Regions from separate parts of the Homo sapiens genome. Here regions 1, 2, 3, 4, 5 and 7 are each linked to region 6. A link is a loop called in an ENCODE intact Hi-C map of the cell type or tissue named here. Cell type or tissue: heart right ventricle. All regions are shown on one strand. Each heading gives the region's core, and the rest is flanking DNA. Links, peaks and the distances in the headings are about the cores only.

Region 1 (4,000 bases), core at 1-4,000, 560 kb before region 6:
GCCAGTCTGTTTCACGGAGATATCTAGTGCAGCTGGGCAGATATAAGCCTTGGAATTTAATCTCAAAGCAAATGTTTGTGGCAAATATTGAAACAAATCCTCTATTTACTTCTTCTGGCAAGAAATAAGGCTTTTTTTGGCATAATTTCTACTACATTGTTACACTATCATCAAGTACAATGTTTTCTGGCTTAAATATGTTGGTTTCTTTGGCTTCATAGTTATATATACACACATGTGTACGTACATATCTGTGGGTGTGTGTAAACATATTGCCATACAAAAAAAAAGAATGTGAGTCTTGGACTCTTCCAACATAAAATAAATACCTTATATTTTTGCACCCAGACTAAAATTTAAACACAAAATCAGAACGCCAAATGAAATGCATTTTCCTTTGGTCCAAATGAACAAAGACAATTCTGCTTCTTTCTCAAAAAAAAAAAAAAAACTCTGCCTCATTTTCTGCCTATTAAAATTTTACTCATCCTTTAAGGCATTCATCTAGTGCCAGTTTTTCTACAAAGTCTTCCCCTTTCTCCCAAATCATCAATAATTACTTCTTTCCCTGTACTGTATCTAGTACAACACATCTTTCTTGCTACTGTGTATTTTAAGTTACAAATCTGTCATCCTCCTATAGAGTAAGCTGCTGAGGGAAGAGATCATTTCTTGTTTTTTCAACAGCATCTACTTATTTGCTCAACCACCATTTATTGAGGGTCACACCAGCACCCTGCACTCTGTCATGTACTTGGTGGGTTTTCAAAAAATGTATGTTGAATTGACATGAGCTGAAATGTGCATCTAGCATAAGATGGGGCCAGAATGTCTTTTATACTAGGGACTTGTGCTTTGGGTCCTCAACTGCTTAATAAACAGGCAGACTGGCCTGGGAAAACTGGACTGATTCCATTCTTCTGTTGCATCCACCGTTAGAGGAGTGAGCCATCAAGTGAGAAAGGAAGGTGCTTTGAACCATGAGGCTTAATAGCTCAAGTAACAACCATTGCTTGGAAAAAAAAAATCTTCATTTTGTTTTTCCATATCCTACCTCAGTAAACAAGGTATAATGTTTTGTGTACAGATTTCATATGTCTGGCCCACAGAGGACATTCAATAAAAAACTTTTTAACCCATTATTTGGGAAAACCTATGGATTTATGCGAATTGCCAAAATAAGTAAGTAGGAACCCTGTTCAATGAAGGAAAAAGAAATGGCTGTGACATTTTTGAGTTAGAAATGTCAAGGACAGAGACAGATTTTTATAACAAACCTTAAAATAGTTGGAATAGGGGAAACTGGCAAGAGCAGCAGGGTCACAGTGGACACTTAGGAGCAAAAGGAAATATATATCCAGTTTTCTGCAGTGGGTATTTCCATTATATGGGCAATTTTGATCCTTTCCAAGAAATTGAAGAGAATAGAATTCTTAAACTATGTCACCACAATGGGGATGCTCATATCGTCAGAATATTTCCAGGGTACAGTTGTTTTTGCAAGTATGCTCAGCAATCTTGAAGAGCAGCATTGTTGGAGAAGGCTTAGGTTTTGTTTTTTTGCATTCATGCTAACACAGAAAGAGGAGACTTCATTGTCAAATTTCTCTAAGGAGGGTGGGTGGAGGAGATCACAAAACAAAAACATGACTTCAGAAAGAATACAACGTTATTTTGTTCTCCTTCACATTGTATTGAGTAGCCACATCTGGAAAAGATAGTATTTTCTGCTCATTAAATTTTGTTGAACTTAACTAAGGGTTACAGTCAGTTAAAAGTGTCAACATTTGTTTCTCTCTAACGTAAGTATCTTCTCCAAGCTTGACTCTGGTCAATCTGGTTAATCAGAATTTTTTAATTAAGAAAATAATTACAGAAGTAACAAAGACGACTCAATCAGTGTAGCTAAAAATAAATTTAACTCGCTCATCAATTCTCATCTCTGGAATGTGACTCGGCCTATGGTAAAATGATGCCCTATTTCTTACCACCAATGGGCACTCATGCTTTTGGCACTCCTGAAGATTCTAAAAGCCTTTCAATGTTTTGATCTTATCAGTGATTAAAATTCCATTCCAGTGATCTCATATTTCCTGTCTGTGGGTTGTGTTAGAACCAAAATTCTCTATTAATCTGGGGGGAAAAAAGAAAGAAAAGAAAAGAAACTCACCATGTACCAACCATTGGATTCAACCTGGGTCATGTCATAAGGCTAAGAAAGCACAGCGTGTGTGTGCTGAGGCTTCCTCTAGATGGCGCTCCAAGGCAAAGTTTCTCAGCTGGTTTCCAGAAAAGGGGGAAAAAACCTTACCCACCTTCCTTGAAAGTGCTTCTTTTCTTCTAGCACAGGGAATACTGAGGTACACACCCCACCACAAAATAAATGTTTTTCCTAAAAGAGATAGCAACAAAACCAGTCTGTCGGAAAAGAGCATCTCCCATCAGGATGGGCCTGTTTTATGACTGCCACCTTGCATACCGTGCTGTTAAAGTGAATAATAGTGTTCTCCGTGTGACCTTAAATCTGTGATTGTGTATTTTTCCAAGCCTATTGTCTCTGGGAATGGGGAAATGCATAGTTGTGTGTCACTGCTGAACAAATTTTGGCACCACGTACAACAGGACAAGCAAATTATAAATATATGCCCCAGCTTCCTAACCTTTAACCCTAAAATCACTTCACGGGTGGAAAATAAACTTATTGACTCAGCATTGTGTTTTGCAAAAGTATTCAGGTTCATGTGTAGGTAACAAAGCGGTTTTGTTCCTTTAGAAATTAAAAAAAAAAAGAACTACTGTGTAGGACAGGCAAATTGATATAAAATGATGAACATTTTATTCACTGGGAACCCTGTTAATGACTTATTAATTTGTTCCATGCCTCTGGTCTGAAATTTCACATTTATAAATTTGAAAGCTTCAATGTTATTCTTTGTTTTTAAAAAGATATTTAGATAGTTAAAATTTCCCAAATACTTTGAATTCCTCTGACAAATACAGTAGGTAGTGACAGTTATTATTTGTGGTTAAAATGAGGAAGAAAACCTGCAGATGAATGATCATCATATAAATTTTCTTTACTAATAGAAGTTTATAGAACAAATATTCCATCATGCACATACATAATAAATAAATTATAACTATAAATACATGATAAAAGATGAGGGACATATTTCTTATATTCACGATGTAGACTAGATATCGGAAATGACTCTGCTTTTGTTTGTATTCTGTAAAATAAAAGGCATGTAGTGGTGCCAAGGTTGCAGAGACATTTTTTTCGGTTTTATAAATGATGTATGAGCTCTGACAGATTTTCCAAGGGGAAAAAAAAAGATTTCTTTAAGAGTCAGTATTCTTTACTATCCCATAAATGTACTCATTAGCACTTTGAGCCATGCCCTGCATCCTGTAGGGTATCAATAAAGATTAATTGAATGAGTGAATTTAGTTTAGGGTAATATTATTCAAGGAACCATGTTGCTCAGTGTCCAGTTAAAAAAAGCTATAAAATGGTGAACAACTATTATTGCTTGAAATCTTGTTCTTTCTTCATATCACACTAAGGTTCAGCTAGGGTTCATATAGAATATTATGATCTTGCAGAATTCACTGGATATGAAAAGAGAAGAGCACATGATCACATTAAAATTTATGGTGGTGCAGGCAGCGTGGCGCTGGTGGGGAATTGCAGTTAAACACTAATAATAACCAAGTATCACAGCAAACACATTGACACCCCCTGACATTTACTGGGGGCTTCTTAAATCTTAATGTGGAGGTAGCGTGTTTAAATCCATATTTGTGTTGTCAACAAGGTTATTTTCAGAGATAAGCCAAACCATTTTATTGATAATTCAAACTAGAAAGCAGAAGGGATGTTTAGGGAGAAAATCCATCCTATTTACCAGCTTGAGGCTGATGTTCTGTCCTCTGACTGCAGTTTCCAGAAAAGTCCTTGATTTTTGAGGTAGAAAATTCATTCTGGAAGATCTTAGAA
Region 2 (4,000 bases), core at 1-4,000, 590 kb before region 6:
AAAACAACATAAATGTTGACAAAACATTTAGGGGTTTTTATGATTTTCGCATACTCAAATTTTTTAATTCAAGCTCTGTTCAAGATAGCTCAGCTTGATTTAATTACATATAAGTAATTTCCAAAGCCCCCATGACTATATTATATTTGAAAGGTAATATAATATAATAATACTCATGAGGAAGATGTGTGATTACGTGGGTAAAACAAGAGTCTCAATCTCATCAGTATAAAAACTATACACTAATGCTACCTATAAATGTTTAAATAAGAAAAATGTCTTAAGTACTAAGAAATTGCAGTGTATAAAAACAGGTACATGTCCATTATCTCACTTGAGGCTCACAAAGTCTTGGTGAGGGCAGGGTTAGCATATCTCCATTTTATGTAGAAGGCAACTAAGGATCAAAGAACCAGCAAGAAAAATGGAACCCCTCTGCTTTGGTTTTTCTTCTGCAATGTTTTGTCTGTTCCTGAAGACAATGCTGTTCTTCAAGTGGCGGAGTAGGAAAATGGAAGCAATGTCATGGAGTTTCATTTTTAAGTCATTTCTTTTGATTCAGCTATTATTCTTGAAATCTTGGTGGCATTTTGACATTTTGGGGGTCAAATAAGCATGAATGGTAATGACGTCTGAGAAAGACAGAATTGTTGGCTGAACTCAACATATTGACTTTTAGTAAGACTGTTTATGGTACTCTTTGGGCAATTAATACGTAATGTTGTTTTATTAGAAACTTCTTTTTGTATTGTGGTTGTACTATCCATGTGACTTTTTGCCCTGGGGTTTTAGATTACTTGGGAACCTAAGGAAATTGGAAACAGAAACATTATGGAGACATTGCATCATTCTTAGCAAGAGAGTATATGGTTCATTATTCTGACATCTCGCCTGTCTTCCTTACAGTCTGATTGGCTATCTAGCTGTATCAAAATCTCTTGACATCTGGAAAGCTCAAAGGAAAAAGAGTAGTCCCACTCTATTATCCTGTGCTCTCCAGGCCTGCCAAGTACCTTGTACGAAAGATAACAAGGATATGAGATTGCAAACATCAGTTTCATGATAAAGCACTTGTCAGGTGATAAAGTCTTATGTTTAAGGCATGAGCACTTATGAACTAGAGACTATTTGGGGGAATATGAAGTGAAGAATGTGAGACTGGGCTTGCATTTTTTATAATATTTCCTATAGTGATACTTGATATTGGGAACATCATGGATGGTAATCTGCACATCTGAAATATGATGATTTTAACATAAAACTCTCAAGGTAAATTTTAAAGATTTTTCAGAAATTTTAGCTATTCTGAATTAGCTCCTGATACTGTTTCCATTTGTGTGTGCGTGTGTGTGTGTGTGTGTGTGTGTGTGTGCACGTGCTCCAACTTAACGGGATAGTCATATGATTTGGAGTTTCAACTCTGGCTTTACAAAAGGATCTCATGGCAATTCATTGTCTCCAAAGAGAGAAGCAAATGGAAAATCCCTGAGAAAACAGGGTCTGAGATGAAGCACTTTGGCCACTGGGTGCCATCCTTGCTCCACGTAAGGATTTGCTGAGCCACATTTCTAGGAAAATGGCTAAAACCCCAGAGACAGTAATTTAAAAGTAATATCGAGATATAATAATGTTTGTGTGTACGCATGACCTGGAATATGTTAGTGACATGGACAGCTTATTCATTTGCCCAGGCACGAGGTGGAGGGACTGGGGGACTCTCCCCTTTGGTTTAGCCTTAAGAACAAAGCCTGTGTAAGGCCCTTGTGCTTGCTGTATCCCAGTGAGGCAGCCGGCGGGTGGCCAAGGAGGCACCGTGGAGGTCTGGGGATTGTTGATGAGGTGGTGCAGTAGGCATCTGGAGGTCAGCAGGTCAGATGCTACATTAATTCTTTTTATTGTGGTGTGTAATTGCAGCATGCATGCAGCCAGGAGATTTGAGCCTCGCTGTCTGTGTGCCTGCACTCTATTCCTTCAATGCATTCATTTCCTTGCCAGAGCTGATAGAGCCATCAGGCACTCCTTCTCTTCCTTTTCCCCAGAATACTGCATGTTGGTGAAATGGTAGCTCTGTTGAGGTGCTTTTCGCTTCCCTAGAAGCAATTCATAACGTTCACAAAGACACCACCTTAGCCAGATATCAGAACATCTATAGTCAATACACAACATCTGTGCAGGATTTTTCTGTCTTTGGATTTGATAGCCACAGAGAATGTTCTTTGAATATTCTTTTTTTTTTTTTTTTTTTTTTTGAGACGGAGTCTTGCACTCTCACCCAGGCTGGAGTGCAATGGCGCCATCTCGGCTCACTGCAAGCTCCGCATCCCGGGTTCATGCTATTCTCCTGCCTCAGCCTCCCGAGTAGCTGGGACTACAGGCGCCTGCCACCATGCCTGGCTAATTTTTTTTTTTTTTTAGTAGAGATGGGGTTTCACCGTGTTAGCCAGGATGGTCTCGATCTCCTGACCTTGTGATCCACCCACTTCGGCCTCCGAAAGTGCTGGGATTACAGGATTACAGGAGTGAGCCACCGTGCCTTGCCTCCACAGAGAATATTCTAAGACTGTCATGTAATTCAGGATGATGTTTCCATCCAGGGCCTAAAGCATTTCATTGAGACTAAAAGGAATTAGGCTGTGAACAAGTCAGAATTTTAATAAAAACTGCAAGTCTGTTACAGTCCCACTGTAACAGAAAACTCTAGAATCGTTTCTATAAGACCACATGGTAGAAGGGATCTAAGTTCAAAACAGATTTCACCTCATCCCCCCAGGCTGGGGGCCCCAGCATCTGGCCTCATACTGGCTCTGAAAGCCTTCCCAGAGCAGCATCCACAGGTACTTCTTTACACTCACTATAATCAAATCCACACCCACGAAAGGTGAGAGTCTGAGAAGGGCTGGTAAGAACTTACAGCGAGGCTCTGTTCAACCTATCCAGGGATAAGAGGCTTAAATACTGTTCTGTTGTTAAGCATCTACAAGTGGACGGACTTTAAAATACATTTCCTGGGCTTTCTGTAGGATAACATGATACCAATCATTATACATTTTCAAATATTGCTGTTCACTAAGACAAATGCTATGATAACCACAGCATTTTTGCTGATTCTAAGTGCTTTCATAGCTCTTATTTCATTGAATGTTAACAGCAAGCCTCTGAAGGAGGCATCAGCGGCTCTATCCCATTTAAGGATCAGGCAGCTAAGAGAGATGTTACACTGCCAGTTTGGAGACCTTGGTTCATGCTGCTGAGGCCCTTTTCTTGGGCCCCAGTATATGCTCAGTCTACTCCATGTGACAGTCATCTGGAAAATAAACATTTACTGAACATTTTACCAGCTGCCAGGCCAGTTTTTGGTGCCTTACCTGTATTAATTTATTTAGTCTTCACAAAAACCCTACTATTATTTTTCTTATTTTACAGATGATAAAACTGAGGTACAAAGAGAAACGCCCAGGTAACTACATTGCACACATTAAGAAATTGAGATATGGGTGGGCATGCTGAATTTGTAAGATCCTTTTTGAAATGTCATGGAATGCGTTTTGTTTGAGATTCTTCTCGTCTTGGCTTGACCCTCCTTATCGTCTGATTGTGAGCCCTTGAATAATCTTGGTTTACTTTCTCGATAGATGGGTTCAGGTTTCAACAGACCTTGCTAAGAATGTTTTGGTTTGTTTATGTGTTCGTTTGTTTGTTTTAAGGTTACATAGTTTGAAAAGTAATCCAGCCCCATTGCTTGAGCAGGTATGATTCCTTAGCCTTCAACATTCTAGAATATCAACTTCAAGGGACATGTTTGTGGGCGCTAACAGCACTTATTTTCTCCAAAGGGCAAATTTCAAACAATTCCTGTGCTGAGTGATCCCATTCCTCTTGCTACTAGGTTCATTTTCCTAACACATACTATAATTCACCTCTGGCCTTCCTGGAGATGGAGACGAGTTCTGTGAAAACCAAGCTTTGTGATTTCTGTGGGAACAGGTGGCCGTCCTCAACA
Region 3 (4,000 bases), core at 1-4,000, 600 kb before region 6:
CAGCTCAGAACGTGAGTAAACACAGAAGGCATGAGCTTTGGTATGGTTTCAGTGCATCAAATGCTCCCGATAGAATGGGTCAGTGTGCTAACAGAAGGCAGCAGCCTAATGAAGGAAGCATCACTACGGACCCGTGGCAGGGCCCCTTCCTACCTGTGTGACCAGCAGAAGCTGATGGCATCGATGGAATCAATGCAGGCTCAGTGGTCACATTTTAAGGCAGGTAAGGTACACCCTGAGGACTCCCAAAAATAAGTAGGAGAGATGGAGACTCTGTACTATTGGAGAATGTGATATATACACCATTAATTACTCTTAGTTTGTACCATTTGTACTCAGAGATTGTGGGGCCTAAAGGAAGATTGATTTCACATAAGATAAACCTGTAGTGAATCTTTTAATAATCATTAATGCTAGGCTGATGCCATCTTACCCTTCCTCATATCTGGTCTTTCTGTTTCATACTCCTTTATGTTTTGGGATTTTCTCCCCCTATTCTAGAATGCCTTGTTAGGGAGAGTGTTGTTGTTCTGTTTTGTTCTGATAACCCTATTACTTCTGTTGGGAAAAATTTCCTTGAGGAGCATGTAGTAGTGATGGGTGGGAGAATGGGATTAGAGTGTGAAAACCTTTCTAGAAGTGTCCTTGGACTGTGCAGCCAGAATAAATAGATAAAACAACATATAATTACTCATCCAAGAATGTCAGAATTTGGGTTTATTTTTCCTGATTCTGATATATCATTTATACTTCAAGAAACAGTCTTTCTTGCAGCTTCACCTATACACAAAAAGATCACAGAACTTCCTGGAACTAATGAATTAACTATTTCAAAAGTCTGATTCAGGTTGTAGTATCAATAAATTATCCTTTATGGGTTGATTGCCCTGTGCATCTAATGAGGAAACCAGGATCTAAAAAATGGTTTTTAATCCTCATTAACATTTACTGATCTTCCATGAACTTGAAATAAGAAAGTTATATACAGAAAATTTGTGCATATTTTAGTGACTGTTTTTATCTCTGCAGCTCTGTGCTAACAGGAATAATGTATAAAGACCACATTGACAATTACATCTCCTTGAAGATGGCTGGTTTAAAGGCTTTCAATAACCTAAAGATGCCAGCTGTGATAACATAAGAAAATGAGTTTAGTACCCCAATTATATGCTCCTGTAATTTTATGGACTTTCCTTAAATTGCAATGCGGTGGACAGACCAAACAATTCTCACTATATATTGCCAGTTTACCAATTAAAATCAACTCATGGATGTTGTGGTGTTATATTGCCACCTTGTATCATCCCTTCCTTCAATTGAGCACTGCATGGGTTACGGCTGCAATCAGAGATGAACTCATTTACAGCACTGTAACTGCCTCAGTAATTAAGCACCAGTAACTCAGGTTGGGGTTTGGGTTTGGACTACCTCATACATATTTCAAGTTTTCAATGTTAATGACTAGGCCACAAATTAATATCCTAGTAAATAAAATAAAATAAAATAAAGTACCAAGAATAGGTACTCCTTGTGGCATTTATATACTGAAATAAGAATGACTGCATCAAAAATAGGATCTTATGACCTCCTTTGCAGACTGAGCAATAGGATGTGATTTACTAGGCTTAAAAAAAATTAGATTTGATAAGACACTTTAATCCATGAAATAGTGTATAATAAGAAGCTTCAGCCCTCAAGACTGCCTTTACAGCTATGCCAGGAGATGTGTCTGCCTTATGCCCTGCACTAGGGCCCCTTGCACAGCAGGCGGGTGCAGGGCTGCCCCCCTTCTCTTGGCTGGCCAAGTGCATGGAGTGCCTTTTAGTAGTTGATCCACCAGGTGGCGCTCCTTTCTCCAATTGCCACAAAGGCACTACACGCGCTAGCCACCGCCCTGTGCAATCAATTTCCGAAGCCCTGGAAGAGCCCAATTCTTGCAGCAGCCCCTTGCAGAGGCGGAGTGCACTATGCAGACAGAGGGTAACACCATGGCATTTACCCAAACTCAGGCGACACAGAGAACGCCGAAGAGGAAGAGGGGTAGACCTGAGTCCCATGGACAGCAGCGGGGTGGCAGAGGCCGGGAGCTTACTACCCACCCCATCGGTAGGGGCACCTCCAGCTCCTCCCCCTCAGGGCAGATGACCCATAGAGGCTCCTCCACAGCCGGGGATAAAGCAGGACTTCTGGGTACCAGAAAGAGGGCAGGAGCTTTGTCTTGTTTATCTACAGTCTCAGTTCTCATGGCCTTCCTGAAATGCTACCTTCTGAAATCCCAACAGTGGCTTTCCAGTGCATCTCGGGTCATTTCTAAGGTTGTTTAAAAGATTACCTCGAAGCTATATAGAAGGAATTCGTTACCTAGCCTATGCTGTCTCCTCTTCTGTGCCCGCCTTTGGAATTTAGGAAGTTGTTTTGACTTTAAATAGTATTTATGTCAAGTTTAATATCCGAGTTTTTTTTTTATCGTCAGAGAAAGTTATTGAACCTTCACCAGGAAATTGACTGCAGAGGAAACAGCTGCATCAGCACCCTAAAGGGCATCTCCTGCTCACAAGCAGCAGCCGAGCCGGGCGGCTTGCACTGCTCAGGACGCATCCATAAATATGCGGAGTGCTTCGCGTTCAAATGTCCGGCTGTCTGTATGAATTGTGTCTTAATCAAATGCCACATCAGAAAAAGGATGGTTGTACTTTGTCACTCTTGAGTATTGAAGATAGTGGCGGAGGGCGGGGGAGTGGGTGCTGAGCATGAGGGGAACCAGATCTGCAAGCCCAGGCTCGTCTTCCCTCCTGCTGAGCTAAGCGGCTAGGTATTGAGGGCCCTTCAAGGACCCGCCTGACCAAAATACATCCTGTGGTGACCCTGACCTCCCCTCACATCAACTTCAGCAGCCACTATTTGTCACTTCTTTCTATTTGAAAACAAAGCGAGGACACTCTCCCCAGAAGATCACTGTGAGCATCTCCTTTCCCTGGGAGGAAGAGCGGGCCTGGAGGATTTTCTCCCACCTTCTCCCTCCCCCATGTTAGCACAGCAGAATTCACTGCATTCCCTAAGTGTCACACGGGAAGGCGCAGGAAGTCTGAACTTGAGGCAGTGAAACAAAGGAGGGCTCATTTTTGTTTCAGAGCGCTAGGAACAAAGCGGCGACAAGTCCTGAAGGTCCAGTGGAGAGCAACAGTGTGGCCCAGTGAGATCCCTGACTCCTGAACTGTGAAGGGAACTGGAGAGGTTAAAGTCATCAGAACCTTCCAGAACACTAGCGCATCTGGGACTGTATCACTTTATCTTCTTTTTAGTTTTCCTCTAATTAGATCCATTGATAACTCTAGCTGTGACGCCAGGAAATGAAGAACACGTAGTCCCTCACTTCAGTGAGAGGGGCTTGGGTTAGCCATCACAATGGGTGGCCTTCCCTCTACTGTTCGTTCAGTGTGCACAGAGCTACGACCTCCTGGCTGTTGGGCTTCTGTAGCCCTCAATCTCCAGTTGCACACTTTGGCTATCATTGTACAGTCATCATGGGGTCCTCATCACTGCCCGCCCCCACATGCAGTCCCGTCCATTCTGCCTTCCAAACATCTCCTGCTCCTGTCCATCCTCACAGCCCTCACTAGTTCAGATCCTCATTCTCCTTCAGGCAGGCCATTATTGTACACTGCTTTCCTAGCTGGGTTCCCGCCTCCTGCTGTTGACCCTATCCGAGATCCATCCTGTGCACAGCTAACAGATGAACAGATGAACTCTTCTGTTGGTGTAGGTTCCAGCTCACAAAGTTTAGTATCTTCTAGAAGCCTCTAGATTCTTTCAATTCGAATTATTTAATTGGACATTAAAAGTATTCCAAACTCTAACTTTCAGCTCACTTTTCCAGCCTGTTTCCCATGCTCCCACTGAGCTATCCTTAACCAAATAGTTCTACTTGGTGTTTTCTGCCCATTCCCTGTCCTTTTATATGTTTGCACCCATCCTTCTCCCTATCTGTATATATAAATCG
Region 4 (4,659 bases), core at 290-4,289, 160 kb before region 6:
AGGAAACTTACAATTATGGTGGAAGGAGAAGAAGAAACACACACATCTTACATAGCCAGAGCAGAAGGAAGAGAGAGAGTGGGGAGATGCCACACACTTTTAAACAACCAGATCTTGAAAGCACTCACTCACTGTCACAAGAGCAGCACCAGGGAGGAAATCCGCCCCCATGATCCAATCACCTCCCACCAGGCCCCACCTCCAACACTGAGGATTACAATTCGATGAGAGATTTGGGTGGGGACACAGATCCAAACCACATCACATGCTTTGTGATGAATGGGTAATGTAAGCGGTGTTTCCCTGAGTTCTGTGAGCTGCTCTAACAAACTAATTGAACCCGAGGAGCAGAATCCTCATAGGAACCCCCAATTTATGACCAGTCGTCAGAAGTATAGGTAACAACCTACTACTTGGAATTGGCATCTGAAGTGGAAGCAATCTTGGGAGACTGAGCCTTCTGCCTGTGGGATCTAATGCTATCTCCACGTAGATAGTGATTATAGGAAAATTGTGTTAAATTATAGGATAATTATGTCCACTGAAGAATTGGTTGTAGGTAGAGGAAAACCTCCAGACATTTTGGTGACTGGAAGTGTTGTATTGGTTGAGTATGTGAGATTACGAAAAACTTTTTTTCTTATATCTCTTACATTCCCTTTCCTCTAAAACTTTTCCTCTATGACGTTGGGAATCTCATTCCATCGTCAGCAAACTCCCTGATACACCCAGCCTCTTCAATGACCATTGTTTATTATTATTATACTTTAAGTTCTAGGGTACATGTGCACAACGTGCAGGTTTGTTACATACGTATACATGTGCCATGTTGGTGTGCTGCACCCAATAATTCGTCATTTACATTAGGTATTTCTCCTAATGCTATCCCTCCCCCTCTTTAGCTATCTAGGTATTTCTGTGAAACATACCTGACTTCTCAGTTTCTTGATTCCATCTCCAATTACCTTCTCCATTGTGCTTCAATCACTCAATCCCATGGCCACCCCTAGGCCATGTCTTCAACAAACCACAGCACCTCTGAACCCTTGACTTTTAAGTCCTCCAATTCTTTTCATTTGGTTATTTTCACTACGTTTATCTTCCAAACTTATTAAGATCTGCAGTCTTTCTGCTTTCTCCTTTCTCTTTATCTATAATAAGCTTGCTGTCCCCTATTCCTTATCTACTGAGGAAGGACTCCATGACTCATAACATTGGCCTCTGACCGGTGTTCTCAACTCCATTACTTCATTATTCTTCTGGTTTATCTGCCTGACAAATTTTAGAGTGTATACCCTGAATCCAGCTGTCTGTCTTGGCCATTCCTTTACCTAGGCTGTTGGGCACTGTAGGAAAAAAATCACCCTGTCACACAGATTGGGGCTACCTTAAATTTATGCTCAGCAACCTCAAGTGGGACCTCACTGCTGCCTGCAGTCCTACTCTATTCCCCGGCCTGCTTGTTTTCTCAGCCTCCAGAGGGGCTATTTCAAGGATTTGCCTCTTCCTGCACCTCCCTATGTTGGCCTCTCTACCTTCTCATTCTCAATTGGTGATTTTTTTTCCCCCACATATCAGAGTTGGGTGGGTGTGGATGTTATGAGATGTGAGCAGTCTCAGTTTTCCATAACAACCTATACACTTTTTTTTTTTTTTTTTGAGACAGGGTCTCACTCTGTCGCCCAGGCTGGAGTGCAGTGGCATGATCATGGCTAACTGCAGCCTCAACCTCCTGGGTTCAGGTGATCCTCCCACCTCAGCCTCCTGAGTAGCTGGGACTACAGGCGCATGCCACCACACCTGGCTAATTTTTTGTAGAGATGGGATTTCCCATGTTGTCCAGGCTGGTCTCAAACTCCTGAGCTCAAGCAATCCACCTGCCTTGGCCTCCCAAAGTGCTGGCATTACAGGCATGAGCCACCACACCCACCCACAACCTATAAACTTACTTGCATCTTTATACATTTTTTTGACCTTGCCTCTTATTATAACAGAAAAACTCCCCCTACCTCCATCCAAGGCCAATCTCTTGGCCTGATGCTCTGGGTCCCATCTCTCTCTGACTTCCCATTGACCTCACTCTCTCAGTTATTCCTTCATACTCCTACCTTTATATTCAACCCCTTCCTCTCCACTGGCTCCTCCCTTCTCAGACTAAAAAAGCCACATCCTCTTCCATCTACCGTCCTCTCTTCTCTTGCCAGTTAAACTTTTTGGAAAAGTTGTCCACTCACTGTTTTAACTTCCTCACCTCCCACTCACTCTCCAAAATTCCTCTCTCCAAAATAACCCATGATCTCCATGTAGCTAAATTCAAGGGGCACTTTTCAGTTCTCTCCTTATTTGACCTGATGGCAGCATTTAACATATCCTCCTTTTTGATACTTTCTCTTTCCTGAGTATCTATGGCACTATCTACCTGCTCCCAGATAGCTCTCTCCATCTCCAACCCTTCTCTTGAGCTTCAGACCCTATAGGTTCCACAGGCATCTTAAACTCAAACTGAACTCATTTTCTCTTCAAATCTGTGTATCTCCTCCTGAGTTCCCCCTGGAGGTAGCAAGCACTGCCATGGACTCATTGCTGCAGCTAGTCACTTGTGTATCATTCCTCACTGTTCTCATCATCATACCTCATGTCCAATTGCATCACCAAGAACTCTTGATCCTGCCACCTGAATACCTCTCCTACCTTTTTTCTTGTCTTCTTTCCCCTCTACTCTCATCAGGTCTCACCTAAACCCCTGTTTCCAATCTTCATCTCAAACCATTCACCATGCAGTAGCCATGTGAGTGTAATGAGCAAGGAGTCTCACAGATGCAAGAGTCCACAAACCCTCAGGTGTGCAGTCATGGGATGTTTTTTCCTGGAGTAAATTTGATTTTGGAATCTGAACCTCCAGCCTTCCTCCTGGTGGACAACTTCATCTAGATTATCTTAAATGAATTCAGTGATTTGTCAACTGAGATTCCATAAATACTTCAGTTCAGAATTCAGTTTCAAACCTTCCTTCCCCTGTTCTTGCCTCTTACTCTTGGGCCTCTTGGGGCTGGCTACCCAAGGGAAGTGGGGAAGAAGATGGAGGTCCATGTGTGAGTAGCGGGTGGGGCTGGGGGAGCTGTCCATCTAGTCATTTCTGGGGTCACTCTAAAGCTAGCCTGAGCCGCTAATACCATTGTTGCCTATGCTCTCAGCACAGGCAGGCCCCAGTGTGCTGTCTAAAGTACCAGATCCTGCTAGCTTTGAAGGGTGGGGATGGGCTGTCTGGGTGCACATGCAGGTCCCATGTAGCTTCATCTCAGAAAGGGGCAGCCATGTCCCCCATAATGCCACGAAGTAATCCAGGAACATTCCTTCCTTTTGCCCTGCACATCTGCTTTCTGATCAGATCATTTCTTCTCCCCTCACAGCATAGAGGTGAAAAACCAATTCACATTTACACATTTGTATGAGTTGGTTTCATTTTAATTGTTTCATTTCTGAGTTAAAGTGCAGAGCCCTTTGTATTTAAATTGTGCAATGTAGAGTCTAGATTTCTCTCAGCAGCAGACAATCTCTACAATCATTAATTTGCTTTCCACTCTCCTGGCGAAAGAGTGAGGTGGGGTGTGTGCATGTTTGTCTATGTATGTGTATGTTGGTGGCAGGCAAGGAGCAGATGGGCAGCCCAGAGCCCAAGTAGAGAAATGAGTGGAGAGAATACATTCCATTAATACTTCACATATTATCCTGTCATGTGTTCTTTCTAAATCACAAATCTGAACAGGTCTTTCACTGTGTAAGCATCACTTACAGATGCTTAAAGCCATCTGTAGCTTCCCCATTGCCTTTAGGATAAAGTCTAAACATGTAAACTTGATTTACAAGTTAAGATCTGTTTACAGATGACCTTTCCCACCTCATTTGCCACAGTTTCCTCTCTTCTGTCCGTTCCATGGGTTCACTGTACTCTGTTGCCTCTGGACTGTCTCACATTCCTAGAAAATTCTCTTCAACTTTTCCCTACACCTCACTAATTCCTGCACATTCCTCTGATCTCCAGTTAAACACCACCTCTTCCCTAAGTCCTCCTTGACCTCCCTCCTACCTCTGACTTTGATTTGTCCCTGCTATGCACACCCATAACCTTCTCATATCATAGCACTTATCATATTCTAACTATTTTGTTTGTTTTCCCACTTGACTATTAATGCTTTTAAGACAAGAATATCTGTCTCGATCAGTGTTCACTCTCCAGCACTAGCACGTATCTGACACCTGATAGGTACTCAATAAATATCGTTAAATAATAAATGAATGAATGACTGAAGAATAAATTGAATGTGCAAGCCAGGTGCTGGCTTCATGTGCCCTGTCTTATAGCAGGACTTAGTACTTTATTGTGTTTCCCCAAAAGCAAATAAACTCCACAGAGTAGAGGTGAGTAATGTGGATTTGACCAACAATTTTATGAGGAGACATAAAAGGAGGTTTAAATGGAGACATTTCTATTCTCCCCTCAGTGTTCCTCTTTGGTTTCCAGATATTGGGTCTTCCTCTCTTTTGACCCTCCCTTCCTCCCATTCTCTCACCCCCAACTCAGCCTCTACTTCCCTTTTCTAGGCAGTATCACTCTGAGAGGACTATGGAGGATGAATCGGAGAGAAGTGAGGCTAGTAT
Region 5 (4,659 bases), core at 304-4,303, 250 kb before region 6:
TTCCTTAAAATTATCCCTAGAATTTAAAAACTTATCCCCAGATGGCCCCAAAGTAAAAAGCTAAACTTGGTCACATGGGTTCATTCTTAGCACTTCATGAGGAAATGAATCAAGATAGCAGGAAAGATCTGCTGTTATACACTATAAAATGAAGGGATTTACATCCTGAAGAGTCTTTGGCCTTAAATTTTCAAGTTGGGTAATATTCTAAAGAACTTCCAAATTTTCAACTGTAGGTACCTTTTTCTCTCTTTTCATCCCAGTCATAAAATTGGGCTTATGAAATGGACTTTACCATATTTATATCAACTTTTGGAGTCTTCTCAGAAGTTGAATGTAGGCATTTGGAATGCATTTATACCCAAAACAGGATTATGCATAAATCATATACAATTAAAATCTAGATTACCCCCAAACCAATCTTCTGATATCTTCAAGTACCCCAGGTGTTAAATAAAAAACAGGTAAATTTCCCAGGCTTCTAGTTTTAAACTTTTATGTACACATATTCTAACCCCATCCCCACCAAATTACTAGTATATACTCTGATAGTTAAATATAACTATATGATTAAATTTTTTAATAACTTCTTATACATAGAAGTATTTTGAACGGTATTACAGCATAACATTTTAAAATTAGAGTAAAACTTTATATAGTCACAGAATTTGAAAACTAAAAAGATCCTCAGAACCCATCCAGTTCAATTGCTCATTTTTCAGATAAAGAAACTGCCCAGAGAAGCATCCCTGGTCACGCAGCTAAGTTAGTTGTGAGTATCCAAAGGCTGACTTCCAGTCTCATAATTCTTCCTCTTCAGAGAGGCAATAATATCTGAAACCCATCTAAGTCAGGCTGTCAGATAACCAGAATATTTGAAAGAACTCATTTTTTGATTTACATCAATACTGTTTCAAGAAACTATTACATGTTACTATAGATTGAGTATCCTTTATCCAAAATGCTTGGGACCAGAAGTGTTTCAGATTTCAGATATTTTTCAGATTCTGGAATATTTACATATACACAATGAGATTTCTTGGGGATGGGACCCAAGTCTAAACATAAAATTTATTTATGTTTCATATACATCTTATCACATAGCCTGAAGGTAATTTTATACAATATTTTTAATGGTTTTGTGCATGAAACAGAGTTTGCATACACTGAACTATCAGGAAGCAAAGGAATCACTATCTCATGACAGTGTTCAAAAAGTTTCCAATGTTGGAACATTGTGGATTTTAGATTTTCAAATTAAGGATGCTCACCCTGTGTTGTAGTAATTCTTCTGCACTTCAGCTGAAGGAAAACATTTAAAAATCAAGGGATATGTTTGTGTCAGAAGCCAAATTCCCTATACTTCCGATAGTGTAATGAATTCTGCCATTCAGAATAACCCCAAAGTACTGCAAGCACTAAAATGAAGAATGATTAAAGAATCATCAACTTTCCATAAGATTCAAATAAAAGAATCCAATTCTCAACTAACCCCAGAGGTCAATTAACCAGTATGATCTCAGACATTCCAATTCTTAGAGCTAACTATACCAAATTTAACATCTTTCAAAAAACAAGACCGGGCCAGGCACAGTGGCTCACACCTGTAATCCTAGCACTTTGGGAGGCCAAGGTGGGCAGATCACAAGGTCAGGAGATCAAGACCATCCTGGCTAATATAGTGAAACCCCATCTCTACTACAAATTAAAAAAAAAAATTAGCTGGGTGTAGTGGCGCATGCCTGTAGTCCCAGGTGCTCAGGAGGCTGAGGCAGGAGAATCGCTTGAACCTGGGAGGCGGAGGTGGCAGTGAGCCGAGATCACACCACTGCACTCCAGGCTGGGTGACAGAACAAGACTCCGTCTCAAAAAAACAAAACAAAACAAAAAAAAACCCTCCTCCTGCCGAAAGAATAGTTGGCTTGATTTTACTGCATAAAAAAATAAATGTTTTACACATTTACACATCTAACCACAGTACCAAACTGAAAAAGCAAGTATTAGCTGGTGTAACAAAAGAAAATGGAGGCATAAAATAGCATCCTATATGCACAAGGTGGCAGTATTCTCCCATGATATGTACATGATGTACATATTCAGCATTTTGCATTTTTCAGGGCTGTTATTATACAATCTTTAGGTGAAATATTTAGATTTAGCCTTACTATTATAAAAACCATAAAGAGTTTCTTTATTCTTAAAATGGGAAATTTTCACTTTGAAGTCTCTGTTTACAGACTGGTTGTCACACTACTATTCCTCTACTAGTAATAAACTGCAAACATCCTGATATATATGCATGGTTTCTACATTGCTATTTCTAATCATAATAGTCATAATATTTTTCACTAGAAAATAAGGAAAAGGAAAAAATGATTTTGGCTACTTTCATTCTGGGTTAACAACTGTAAAAGTTCAGCTATCTAATAACTTTTATAAAAGTTTTTCTGATAAAATTCCAATAATCAAAATTCTAATAAAAGATGCTTCACTCTTCAGATCAATATTTCCTCTTGCCCTGATATAAAACTCACAAAGCTACCTTCATCTGATAATATTGTGATTTCCTAGAGAGAAAAAAAAAAGGACAACTGAAATGGCCAAAAGGATCTACAGTTTTACTTTTCATCATGAATTAGTTTATTGGCTTGTTAATTAACTTTGGTAACTGGTGAGGGCAGTCAGACTATCTAAATGTAATCAACTTGAGGACTCTGATAAGATCATGTTTCTAGATGGGTCAACAAGGTATAATCTGTGTCCTCTAGACAGTGAGCCTTCTTGAACATTATCATGCAACACTTTAAACTTCAACAAGAATTTCAATCTTCCCTCAATATCCCCATTGTAAGTTTCTCAGCTCTAGTTGCCAGAATAAAAATGTGACCCTGTGATATAATAAGTTATTAATCAATGTGATAATTCTTAGCAGTGTGATAATGCAAAGTGGCTTAAATATGAGATTTGAGAACACAGAAAGTTGTTAACAAGAACATGAAGAAAAGGAATCCACATGCATACTGGTAAGCCACTCCACAGAGCAATCATGTAGTAAGCTTTCATAGGTAATGCCAATTCTATGACCCAACTATACAACTCCTGGGTATATATTGCATAGGAAATTCATATACAATTCCATAAGGGAACACATTTGATATATTCCCTGGAGCATTGTTTGTAAGAGTAGCTGGAGGCATCACTAGAGAAGCAGGTAAGTAATGTGGAAAATGCATTCCATGAAATATTAATGCAGCAATCAAAAGCAGTAAGTTGAATAGATATGCATATAGAAACACGATGAAATGTTTAAAACAGTGGTAAACACAAAGGAGAAACAATAAAATCCATAGTAAAACAGCATTTAAGGGAATTAAAAATATACACACTAAATAACACTGCATATTTCACAAAACACAAAATATTATATATAATATATCCAGATATATTATTTATAATGCATTCATCATATATGTATATTATATACATTATACACACACACACACACACACACACGAACCTTCATAGGCACCCATGGGATAGGCAGATGAAATTAGTAATCAGAGATGGAGGAAAATTAGAGGCCTCACACAAATACCATACATTAAAAATGTATGTTACCACAACTCTCTGAACCTGAGGCAAATACGCTGCTCAGCCTTTGAATCTCAGTGCAGTTTCTCTCTGTTCTGAGAAAATAATTCTTTCTTCCATATATACACAGAACTTTCATGATGGTTTATTATAAAATCTATTGGGCTTCTTAGCAATAGCTACAAATTTTTTTGAATGATAGAATTCCATTATGAATTAAACAGCTTCAACTATATGGTAAACCAAATATACATTTAACTACCTACAGTCAACTTTTTATAGTCCACAAGAAACTAGCACTCTAAAAAACTTTTTAAGGCCAAGCACAATGACCTGTAATCCCACCACTTTGGGAGGCCAAGGTGGGAGGATAACTTGAGCCTTGAAGTTCAAAATAAGCCTGAGCAATACAGCGGGACCCCTAATTCTCAAAAATAAAATAAAATAAAAGCCAGGTGTGGTGGTGCAAGCCTGTAATCCCAGCTACTACAAGGCCAAGGCAGAAGGATCCCTTGAGCTCAAGAGTTCAAGGTTGCAGTGAGCCATGATTGCCACTGCACTCCAGCCTGGGTGACAGAGTGAGGTCCTGTCTCAAAAAAAAGAAAAGAAAGAAACCTTTTAAAACTTGAATTCAAGGCTCAAAAACTGCGTCCCAAAGGTCCAATTCCTACTACATTTATCATGAATAAATGAGTGAAAGAAAAAGTAATATACAGGTATAAAGGGGAAAAATTCTAAACAGAGGCACAGGAAAGGGGCGGGGGGCAAGAAGGGCAAATAAGGCAAGACCAGCTTTACCTCACATTGACAGAATACTCTGGGCAGTCACTAATCACTTCAGGTTCTTGGGGTGCCATTCTTTACTCCCACACTTCTCTCACACACTACACCATAATCTACCAATTAGAAACTTGTTACTGTTTGAATGACGCATTTGAAAATGGAAATACACACTATTAGTCATTCATACATTTAGTAGTGTATGTTACAAATATTTTGTGGTAAGGGCAGGTGTGTACCCACATATCCACTCACACAAGCTTGGTACCTGCCATTCTGGAAGCCTGG
Region 6 (4,659 bases), core at 408-4,407:
CACATTCGATCTTTAATCCAGTGTTTTAGTGGGTGTAGGTGTGACTTAGAAGCAGGCACAGTTCATTAAAAAACAAAAAACACCAAAACCTTTTACAGGTTATTCTCACAGATAAAAATTCTATAGGCTACCAACAGAGGAAGTCTTTATTGTTCCTGGGCGCTAGACCATACACAGAAGGACCATACTTGCTCTTTGCAGTCTCATTCAGAAGCAGGAAAAAGGGGCTGTATTGGATTTGAATATGAAGGACAAAAGAAGCTCTGGAAACACCAAGTAATAGTCTATGTTACAGGTTTAACACACCCATTTAATCTCATTGGAAAAAATAATGAAACTGGTGAAAAGCATTTATGGAACTGGAGGAGAGCATATTTTGCTGGTTTTACTTTTATGTTTGAAGTTTTGGGTATAGCTATGCCCATAAATACTGAAATGCCTAGCATAAAGAACGCAGCCTGGGGCATACCCCATAAAACGTACAGTGCAATTAAATGAGCAATTTCCACTGGAAATAAAACGGGCATGTTGAGTGGAATATGAATTAAACTGCATATGACTCAGGCCTGCACTAGGCTTTAGAGAGAGATCTGCTGGTTTCAGTAGCACCTGATGCCGTCCATCTAAAGGTCAAGGCCAGTAAGTAACAAAAGAAAACTGTAGTTAGCATGAAGATTAGGGCATACCAAATTGTGGTTAATGTAGTTTCCCTGTCATGATGTCTCCTGAAAGGGACCAGCAAAATTACGACTGATAACAAAGGATTAAACCTGACCTTTCTTTACAATGCAGACACATTGAGCTTCTGCGTCATTTGCTATGCAGCATTTTTGACTTCCTCAAACTTCATTTTCACTTTCTGAATGTTCTCTCCCAGACCAAAGTCACCCAGGTGCCATAATAAAAGAATTTCTAAGGGAGATTTCAACTAGAAAACCAAAAGGCCATCAAAACAAACATTGATTTGCATTCCAGATCACTTTCTGCTCTTGTTCATTTCTGGGATCTTATTTGGAGATTAAAGGGTAATGATTCACTGATATCCTGTGGGAAAACCAGTTCAGGAGCAGCCTTTGACAAACCACATGTAGAAATCTGGCTGATACAGGGAGAAAACAAGTTTCAATCTTATTTTTAGTGTAGGGTAAAGGAAGTCCACCCAAGATAAAGCTTAGCATTCTTTCTTTGAGGAATTAGGGTAAGGGTGAAGAAAAGAAAGCTTGATATTTTTCTGCCTATGAAAGCCAGAAGAAGGCTCAGAGAAGCCCGTTCCTTCTTTTCCTCTTTTTCCAAGTGCCAGACCTCCGCAGCTCCCAGAGGAAATGAGGGCATGGGGTGGGTAATAGGGCATGTGATTTGAATGAGTATTCCCAGCCATTTAATATATTCACAAGTCAAACTATAAAGTATTTCTTTAAAAAAATTATAGTATTTCACTGAAGTTTGAATGTACTTTCTCTTGCCAAAATAATCAGAGTCTTTCATTTTTCTAATGATAAAAATGTGCTACATGTGTAGGAAAATTTCCCAAATGAAAAATAACATTTTCTATGGCAGCACATACAGTGCTTGAATTTTTCACCTTAGATTTTATTCTAGCCAGACCTAAACTCTGTCTTACTTGCATAATGATAATTCATGTCGTCAAACCAAACGCACTGTTTGCTGCTCGTTTGTCCAGGAGCCATCTTTTCCTAAAGTGAGCAATATTACGTGCATTTTGTCTGGCTGGCCGAGGGCTCCTCCCTACAGCTTCTGCAGCCATGGAAGAGTCTGGAAGGACAGTGTTCGCTTGTACAAGAAGAGGGAAGGATAGGATGAGAAAAGCAAAATCTTGGAGAGTCTGTGGTCGGAAGAAGAAAGCTGAAGCTGGTTAGGAGGAAGGAGTGTGTGAGTGAATTAGGAGCTGAAGCAGTAAAGTAGCTTTCCCTGTGACCCTGATGTGTCGGGCATTTCTGTCTTAGACTAAAAGCATAATAAAAAAGGCACTTTGTTTAGGTTAACAGAGCATTATATAACTGGAAAGTTTTACAGTTTTATATATATAGTGAATAGTTTGTAGAGGATAAAAAGACTTCCCTTTGGTTTATTATTTGGGTAAAATAAAAACCCACGAATCATTTAAGGATGCATTTCTTTTTCTTTTTTCTGCCTTTTTTTTTTTAAGACAAAAGCTTGAAGGCATAAAATGGAGTTATTTTCATCGGGATATCACCCTCGATGCTGCTGCTTTACTACATGTTCATAGTCAAAATTATTTCATGTTTCCCTTGAATAACTACGATCAGTTTGAAAACAGCTTTGTTAATTAGTAAGAGATGACGCAATATATCACTGCATCTTTAGGGCTCTGGCGCCAGCTAGTGGTAGGAGAGGGGAGCCGCCCTGTCGCTCTCAAATCTGGGAAGGCGTCGGTCTTCTCGCGTCCCCTTATCCCTCATCCTCCTCATTTTTTTTTTCCATCAGCATAATGGGGGAATCATTGCAGTGTGGCCAGAGAGGAGCAGACGAGATTATAGATGAAAGTAGAGAAAAACGGTGGGCAGGGGCAGGGAGAGGAAAGGCCAGACAAATGCAATCATTTCTCCAAAGGATTTGAGAAGAGATCATTTATTTGAAATATTCCTGCCATGTTGATGGAGCAGCTCAATCTTTTGCCAGTGAATCTTTAGCGTTTTGTTTTTCATTTGTAGATATGGTTGAACATATACTTAGGACACGTAATAACTATGGAACTTCATCACAAACACAGCACTGAGGACATGTTGTAAGTGTAAATTTGTGTTCATTTTTAAGTAGCAAATATTTCTACTGTGAAGAGGCTCTGTTACCTCCTCACACGTATGACTCTGAGATGAATAACTCTCAAATGGTTAATAAAGGAGAAACCTCTTAAGATGGTATTTGTAGATGGTACACTATGAAAAAAATACAAAATTTCCAGGCAAAAGAGACTTTATTTGGGAGGTATGAAGTAGATGTAGGTTTGGAGCCCTATCTATTCTCAAATAGAAATAGGCTGTGATGATTTGCAGGAAAACAGAAAACATACAGTATTTATTTTAAGAACAAAGAATCTTTGGCAGGCCATCTTTCTCATTTAATTAAGCCATAACTGATCTTACTAGGGTTATGGAGGGACTTCAAATGCTAATAAATAAAACCTGAAGCTGAGACATTTCTTTCACTAAACAGCTGGAGCTGTTTATAACTCTATTACTTATTGCTAAAATCAATTATTATTACTAATATTCCCGGTGGAATTTATTATGAAAACAAGCTGAAGGTTATAAAGAAGAACTTTTCTTTTTAAATGTCATTCATATATCTATATTTATGTCAGTTATAGAGAATAAGGATAATCTGAACCAAGACTCTTGTAATAATATTTTTGGAAGGTAGATCTAATTTAAGAGGAGGTTTCAGGAAGGAAGAAATTGTCATAGTCTTACCTCAGTCTAATTTATATTACTATGCTGTTGGAGAAATAACATTTAAAACCTTGTCTATGTGAGACATTAGATAGTAAAATAGCTGGTCATGGTGTTGGTGTGTGAGATTTACATAGACTACTATTTTGAGCATATTTTAAACTTTTGCTAAAGCCTGCATATTTGATATAAGAAATTCACCTAACCTTGTTATCAACCAAGTCAAAATGTTGACATTTCCCCCTTGTTTTTAATCATGTTATAACTTTTCATATGTAATAAGGCCCTGGTTAAAAATCTTAAAAATCTTCAGTTGACCTTGTCTCCTCTATGTCTCTTTTATCTGTCTTTTGATATAGAAGCCGAGCTCATACAATTAAGAGTTTCAAATCAGTACCTGAAAAGGGGTATTGTTACTGTTTTTTTTGTTTTAGAAAAAGCAAATTAACTTTAGTAAGGCTCAATCAATGACAGTGGATTAATTGAAACACGTGAATGCTAGAGTTGAATTGCCATAAAATTTTGAGAATTACAGCAAAATAAAATAATTTATACTCTTAAAACAGCTTTGTAGTATGTAAGTACCTACTTTAAGTGCTGAGTTTGTAATTAGGTCTATCTTTAAAACTGTTTAATGGTTGCCTTAAAATATTTTGATGCCTACTATAATCCTTATATAATTTTCCATATGCTACCAAGTAAATGCTTTGAAATGTCATTCCATCTTAATTTGAAATTTACTCATTAAGATTTTAAGATTTATCTTTTGAATTTAATTTCTTATTACTTTTTGATATTATAGAATTAGAAAGTAACTCTATATGGCAATGAACACATTTGAAGGAAGGAAGGGAAACATACCTGAACATATTTATAATTTTTCTCTTTAGCAATTGCTCTGATGACTTTGAAATAGTGATATCAGCAAATAAGTAGTTCATTTGATTCAAATCCTCCTTTCATTCGAAATAGTGCATAGGATTTTTGCAAAAGAAATAACCATAGGATATCATACGATGTCCCTGAATGTGAAAACATAAAGACAAACTTACAAATAAGGAAACTCACACATTCATTCTGATATTCACATTTGAAAAGACAAGGCATACTAAAATGTGTATATGCGAATAATTAAATATTTGGCCTCCAGATTACATGCTTGTGAAATAGCACAATCTTCCCTCGCAGAGCGATGCTGGAACCCTCGACAGACCCTCTCCTCAGGAGA
Region 7 (4,659 bases), core at 271-4,270, 170 kb before region 6:
AACAGGAAAAATACTGTCAACAGAATTGAATAAATTGGAAGATGGAGGCCACTGCGCTAGTACTACAGTGCCCCCTAGTGGAAAAAAGGAAGCATGGGCATGTTTATACCAAGAATGACCCCAGTCTCTCTTCCACAGGCAATTAGAATCTGGAGGTGTGTTAGTGGTCAACTAGGTCAACTCCTCTGGCTTCCAAAAAGGGAAACTGAGAAACAAAATGAAGAAATGACTGGCCCAAATTCACATTGTCAACCCAAGGCTTAAATCCAAGATTCCTAACTCTCATTTTTCTTCCTTTTTGCTACCCTTTCTTTTTTCTTCCTTCCTAGTTCAAAATATATTGTGCTCTTATTATAAAGCACAATATATTCTAGGAATGTGTTCTAGGAATACAGATATAAAGAAGATTTAGTCGTTGCCTTCAAATCTAGTTTTACTTCAAGCCTAATTTTTTTAGCCATTTTCAGGGAATGAATTTGTTGGGGAATGACCAAACAACTATGCAGGGGAAGGTTCTCAATCATCCACAAATTGACTCACAATATGATTAATTAATTATTGAGTTTTAACTGGAAAGTACAATCACAAATGTGAAAATTGCCCTTGATCAGATTCAGACCATTTCATGAGGAGGTAAGGCATACTTTCAAATGGCCTGCATTAACCTTAATCTTATTTCTCCTTTGCAGATTCAAAACTGTGGACTATCTTGCAAAAAATACAAGAAGATATTGAAAGTTTTCATGAGTGCCTACCACCTAATCTCAAACACTATCATTCATATGTGCCTCATTGAGCAAATCTTTAATGAGGATCTATATGCCAGGTATGTGCTAAGCTCTGTGCTTAGTGTGGCAAAGAGAACAGATATGGCCTTGAGGTTTCTGCTCTCACAAAGCTTATAGTCTCCTATTTGTGTATGTGTAATTCTCTAAAGCTCAGGAAAGCTGTTTTCCTCATTTTTCTTTGGCATCATATTTTTAGGCTATAGAAATCAGAAAGTACGCAAACATTTTCTAAAATTACTCTGCCCCACAAAAAGGGAAACAAAAATAACAATTTGGGGCCAGACAGAACTGGATTTGAATTCCAAGCCTGCCCTTTACAAGCTATTAAACAAGCTTATTCTCTGAGCCCCTGTTGTTTTCATGAAGTGGAAATAATATGTATCCCTTGTAAGGGATCATATCCTTATTAATACCTAAATAGAGACATTACTTTTTGAGTCAAAACTATGAATTATATGGTCCATCTCCTAAAATGCAGAAAAATTATCTAAAGAGAAGCATTATTAATATTGTTCACTTAGTTTCATCAAGAATGTCACTTTCCAGAATTAATACAGACAGATATTCTTTGCCATTGACTTTTTCTTTTTTTTTTTAAATAAGGTGAAATGCTCTAACAATGGATGCCACTATAACAGAGTTTCTGTAAGGCTATTAGTTTCTTTTTCCATGGATAGTTTCCATGGCCTTGCTCCACATAAACTAAACCCTATTATTTCAGTTATGATGACTAAATCTAGTATGACCATTATTTATCTGTATAAGGGATCTTGTAGTAATCTGTGTATAAGCTTATCACTCCATCTATTTAATGATTTGACTAAGTCAAGGATCATATTTTATTTCTCTCTGTTCTCCCCTCCCAGTGGTACCTTACACAGAATTAGAGCACACTAAATGTGTTCTGAGTAAAAAGACTATCTTACTATGTGCTGTTTGACATGTAAGCTGAGAGAGAAAATTTGGCATATGTTGTAGGTAAACTTACTTTGTTTTACCTGGGAGTAGCAAGTATCAAACAGATCCTACTCCTGTTACAATCCTGCTAGAGAAAAAAAGTAGTTAAATTCCCCAGTCTCTACTCAAACCAAAACAAAACTTCAAAAATATTGAGACACAGAGAGAAGGAATAGGATGGGGTCAGGGAGGACTGGTGTTTCTGCGTAGTGTGCATGCAGCAGGCTAATGTCCTTTCCCTGTTGTAATAGCTCCGAATGTAAGCGCCACACAACACCAGGTCTATGAAAAGCCCAGGGTTTCAAGGTCAAACAAGTTTGGGAAAGCTTGCCCAGCATTTTCCTCTCTTGCAAGCTGGCAGTGGACACTGGTAAATTAAAGCCTATAAAAACTGCTTAACATTGTTTTACCTTGCAATCCCCAAATTCATTTGACCAACGTTTCACCTATAAACATCCCGCAGATCTGGTAGATTCTGTGGAAGGCACAGACTTCAGGAAACTGCTCCACTGTGTTGAAAGGACTTCTTTCTCTTGTTAATTCACACACAAAAAGCTGCCATTTTATTTCCAAATCCTACAGAACTGGGAATGTGAGCATTTCCAGCAATGTTTCAACTGTAGAAAAGTGAGACCACTTTCTGACAATTTAGAGGTCCCAGAAAGTTTATACAATTGAATTTTAGGTATGTAAGGAGTCAGTTCGAATCCAGGAAATGGCTTCCCAGCAATGCCTGGAATGTCCTCACAAAAACTGAGAAACAGATATCCAAGTCCTGTTTTGGATCTTGGAGGGACAGAGAGAGAGAAGAGAAAAACATAAATTTATAGTCCCAAATCTCATGATGTTTCTTCCAGTTTTCTACAAATAAATACACAGTATCCACTTTCCCTGAACTCCATCTTGGGACTTTATTTTTGCGTGTTTCCAATTCTCCTCTCTAGATGGCAGCACAGATGAAAAAATGCCAGAAAAACAGCAGGCCAGACTCAGCGGCAGCAAACTGCCATCAACAGCCCTCCCCCAACTCACTCTTCCTTTTTTTTTTTTTTTTTTTAAGAAACAGAATCTAAGATACGATGGCCGACACTTTTTCCCAAATAGATTTAATCAGTTACATGGGAATACAAAAAATGACTGACGACACACCGATATTAGTGATCAGGGGAACTGACTCTAACAGTGTCTCTTACATGTTACTTGTGTTTTCTGTATCTTAAAGATAATGTAGGCATTGTTCCTAAGTCATGCAGAGGGGTTGTGTAAGCATGGTCATTTGCATCATTATCCTGCACGTCTGATACAGCCAAACTCCACGCCACCTGGTTTGCTGTAAGTATTGGATTCATTTAAGATCCATAACAATGCTATTTACTGACCCTCTTGTCAACTGATGCTGTGACACTGCTGTAAAATGATCCCTATGTCACCAGATGCTGCCCTGAAACTTAGGAAGTTAGCATGAAGGTAATACTTCATTAGAAGTTTGCAATTTATGGGTGAATTAATAATGCAAGAGAAAAGGAATAGAACAGACATAGAGAGAAGACCTTTGAGGTTTACATCAAACCCCATCAAAAGAGATTTAAAAAAAAAAAAACCTTACCCTGCAGGGGTTCATTGAATCTCATCATTAATAAAATAGGGTCTATCAGCAAGATGTTTTTAACAAAATCTGCTGACAGGGAAAACATAAGAAAACTGGCCCCTACAATGTATGACATTTCAAGGGCTCAAGAGTGTTCTAAAGAAAACCAAATTGTTCATGTGTAATGAACTGGACAGAAGCTAAAAGGTGACCTGTGTCTTTTAAACAGCAACAGCAAAAGACACGGCCGGGTGCGGTGGCTCACCCCTTTAATCCCAGCACTTTGGAAGGCCGAGGCGGGCGGATCATTTGAGGTGAGGAGTTCAAGACCAGCCTAGCCAACATGGTGAAACCCAGTCTCTACTAAAAATACAAAACATTAGTGAGACGTGGTGGTGTGCTCCTGTCATCCTAGCTACTCGGGAGGCTGAGGCATAAGAATCACTTGAACCCCAGAGGCAGAGGTTGCAGTGAGCCAAGAAGGCACCACTGAACTGCAGGGGAGAAAAAAAAAAAGAAAGAAGAAAAGATCACCATGGCAATAAAAACAAATATAGTGCATAAATAAACCAACCTGAGGCCAAAACAAAAAACTAAGTGAATCTTTCATATTTAAGAAAAAAAATCAATTTTTGTTGTGTCAGAGAACTTTTAAATTCTGTCTCTATCCTTTTTGTTTTTTCTTTTTTGAGATGGAATCTCACTCTGTCACCCAGGCTGGAGTGCAATGGAGTGATCTTGGCTCACTGCAACCTCCACCTCCTGGGTTCAAGCAATTATCCTGCCTCAGCCTCCTGAGTAGCTGGGATTACAGGCATGCACCACCACACCCGGCTAATTTTTGTATTTTTAGTAGAGACAGGGTTTCACCATGTTGGTCAGGCTGGTCTCGAACTCCTGACCTCGTTATCTTCCTGCCTCAGCCTCCCAAAGTGCTGGGATTACAGGCGTGAGCCACTGTACCTGGCCCCATTTTTTTTTTTAAGTGAAAGCAGTCTTTCCACAAGATTACTCTAAACACCACATCTTTCCTTAAATGAGTACCTTTGATAATTAGTGTGGGTTGAAATTAGTTAATATTATAATGGGTCAGGCTATCTGTCTTTGCCAACGCAACTCCTAGTGCTCTAAGGATACTGAATACTTTTTCCTGGGCTCTAAGTTTAGAGACAAAATCAAGCCCTAAAATGAACATGCAGAGAGGTACTGAGACAGTATGGCATATGAGGGAGTGAAGGAGCTGGGACAGGCCTGCATTCATCTCAAAGACCACACCAGTCCAGTGCTACACACCAGCAACCCTCAGCTCTGAACCTATCCCTGGAA

What was found. Peaks named below come from ENCODE experiments on the same cell type or tissue, not always from the same donor. Only the 100,000 strongest peaks of a DNase experiment are listed, where the experiment ranks them.
Region 1: a loop joins it to region 6, with 3 times the contacts of the local background. A loop is called at or near these places in 45 of 110 quality-filtered maps.
Region 2: a loop joins it to region 6, with 4 times the contacts of the local background. A loop is called at or near these places in 53 of 110 quality-filtered maps.
Region 3: it touches region 6 in a loop (4-fold over the local background); 52 of 110 quality-filtered maps call a loop at or near these places.
Region 4: a loop joins it to region 6, with 9 times the contacts of the local background. A loop is called at or near these places in 102 of 110 quality-filtered maps.
Region 5: a loop joins it to region 6, with 10 times the contacts of the local background. A loop is called at or near these places in 71 of 110 quality-filtered maps.
Region 7: a loop joins it to region 6, with 12 times the contacts of the local background. A loop is called at or near these places in 102 of 110 quality-filtered maps.

The regions. Positions count from the first base shown.
Region 1 is chr2:177,723,112-177,727,111 of GRCh38, reverse strand. All of the region lies in intron 12 of PDE11A (phosphodiesterase 11A), which reads left to right. PDE11A-AS1 (PDE11A antisense RNA 1) reads right to left here. Exons shown (of 5, transcript NR_136171.1): 5 at 3,823-4,000. Among named protein-coding and RNA genes, the nearest start is that of PDE11A-AS1, 52 kb to the right of the region's middle. In heart right ventricle, for the core only: a CTCF peak has its summit at 2,257 (motif pointing right); a DNase peak (open chromatin) is centred at 2,271; H3K27ac peaks cover 1,530 bases.
Region 2 is chr2:177,756,546-177,760,545 of GRCh38, reverse strand. The region is part of intron 10 of PDE11A (phosphodiesterase 11A); the gene reads left to right. Among named protein-coding and RNA genes, the nearest start is that of PDE11A-AS1, 85 kb to the right of the region's middle. In heart right ventricle, for the core only: a CTCF peak has its summit at 1,526; DNase peaks (open chromatin) are centred at 1,543 and 1,811.
Region 3 is chr2:177,761,701-177,765,700 of GRCh38, reverse strand. All of the region lies in intron 10 of PDE11A (phosphodiesterase 11A), which reads left to right. Among named protein-coding and RNA genes, the nearest start is that of PDE11A-AS1, 90 kb to the right of the region's middle. RefSeq lists a silencer at 1,666-1,960. In heart right ventricle, for the core only: a CTCF peak has its summit at 1,833 (motif pointing right); a DNase peak (open chromatin) is centred at 1,840.
Region 4 is chr2:177,324,743-177,329,401 of GRCh38, reverse strand. The region is part of intron 5 of LOC100130691 (Putative uncharacterized protein FLJ44553); the gene reads left to right. Among named protein-coding and RNA genes, the nearest start is that of MIR6512, 13 kb to the right of the region's middle. In heart right ventricle, for the core only: no CTCF peak of the experiment used is centred there; no DNase peak of the experiment used is centred there.
Region 5 is chr2:177,413,752-177,418,410 of GRCh38, reverse strand. The region is part of intron 1 of AGPS (alkylglycerone phosphate synthase); the gene reads right to left. Among named protein-coding and RNA genes, the nearest start is that of AGPS, 23 kb to the right of the region's middle. In heart right ventricle, for the core only: a CTCF peak has its summit at 2,057 (motif pointing right); no DNase peak of the experiment used is centred there.
Region 6 is chr2:177,162,456-177,167,114 of GRCh38, reverse strand. It overlaps LOC105373760 (a long non-coding RNA gene), which reads left to right and starts at 1,605. Exons shown (of 6, transcript XR_001739795.1): 1 at 1,605-2,767. RefSeq lists an enhancer at 1-314. In heart right ventricle, for the core only: CTCF peaks have their summits at 2,174 and 2,373 (motif pointing left); DNase peaks (open chromatin) are centred at 1,744 and 2,364; H3K4me3 peaks cover 1,906 bases; H3K27ac peaks cover 2,311 bases.
Region 7 is chr2:177,330,560-177,335,218 of GRCh38, reverse strand. It overlaps LOC100130691 (Putative uncharacterized protein FLJ44553), which reads left to right. Exons shown (of 9, transcript NR_026966.1): 3 at 690-826; 4 at 2,968-3,077; 5 at 3,563-3,647. Among named protein-coding and RNA genes, the nearest start is that of MIR6512, 19 kb to the right of the region's middle. In heart right ventricle, for the core only: CTCF peaks have their summits at 2,493 and 2,692 (motif pointing right); a DNase peak (open chromatin) is centred at 2,736; H3K4me3 peaks cover 586 bases; H3K27ac peaks cover 1,164 bases.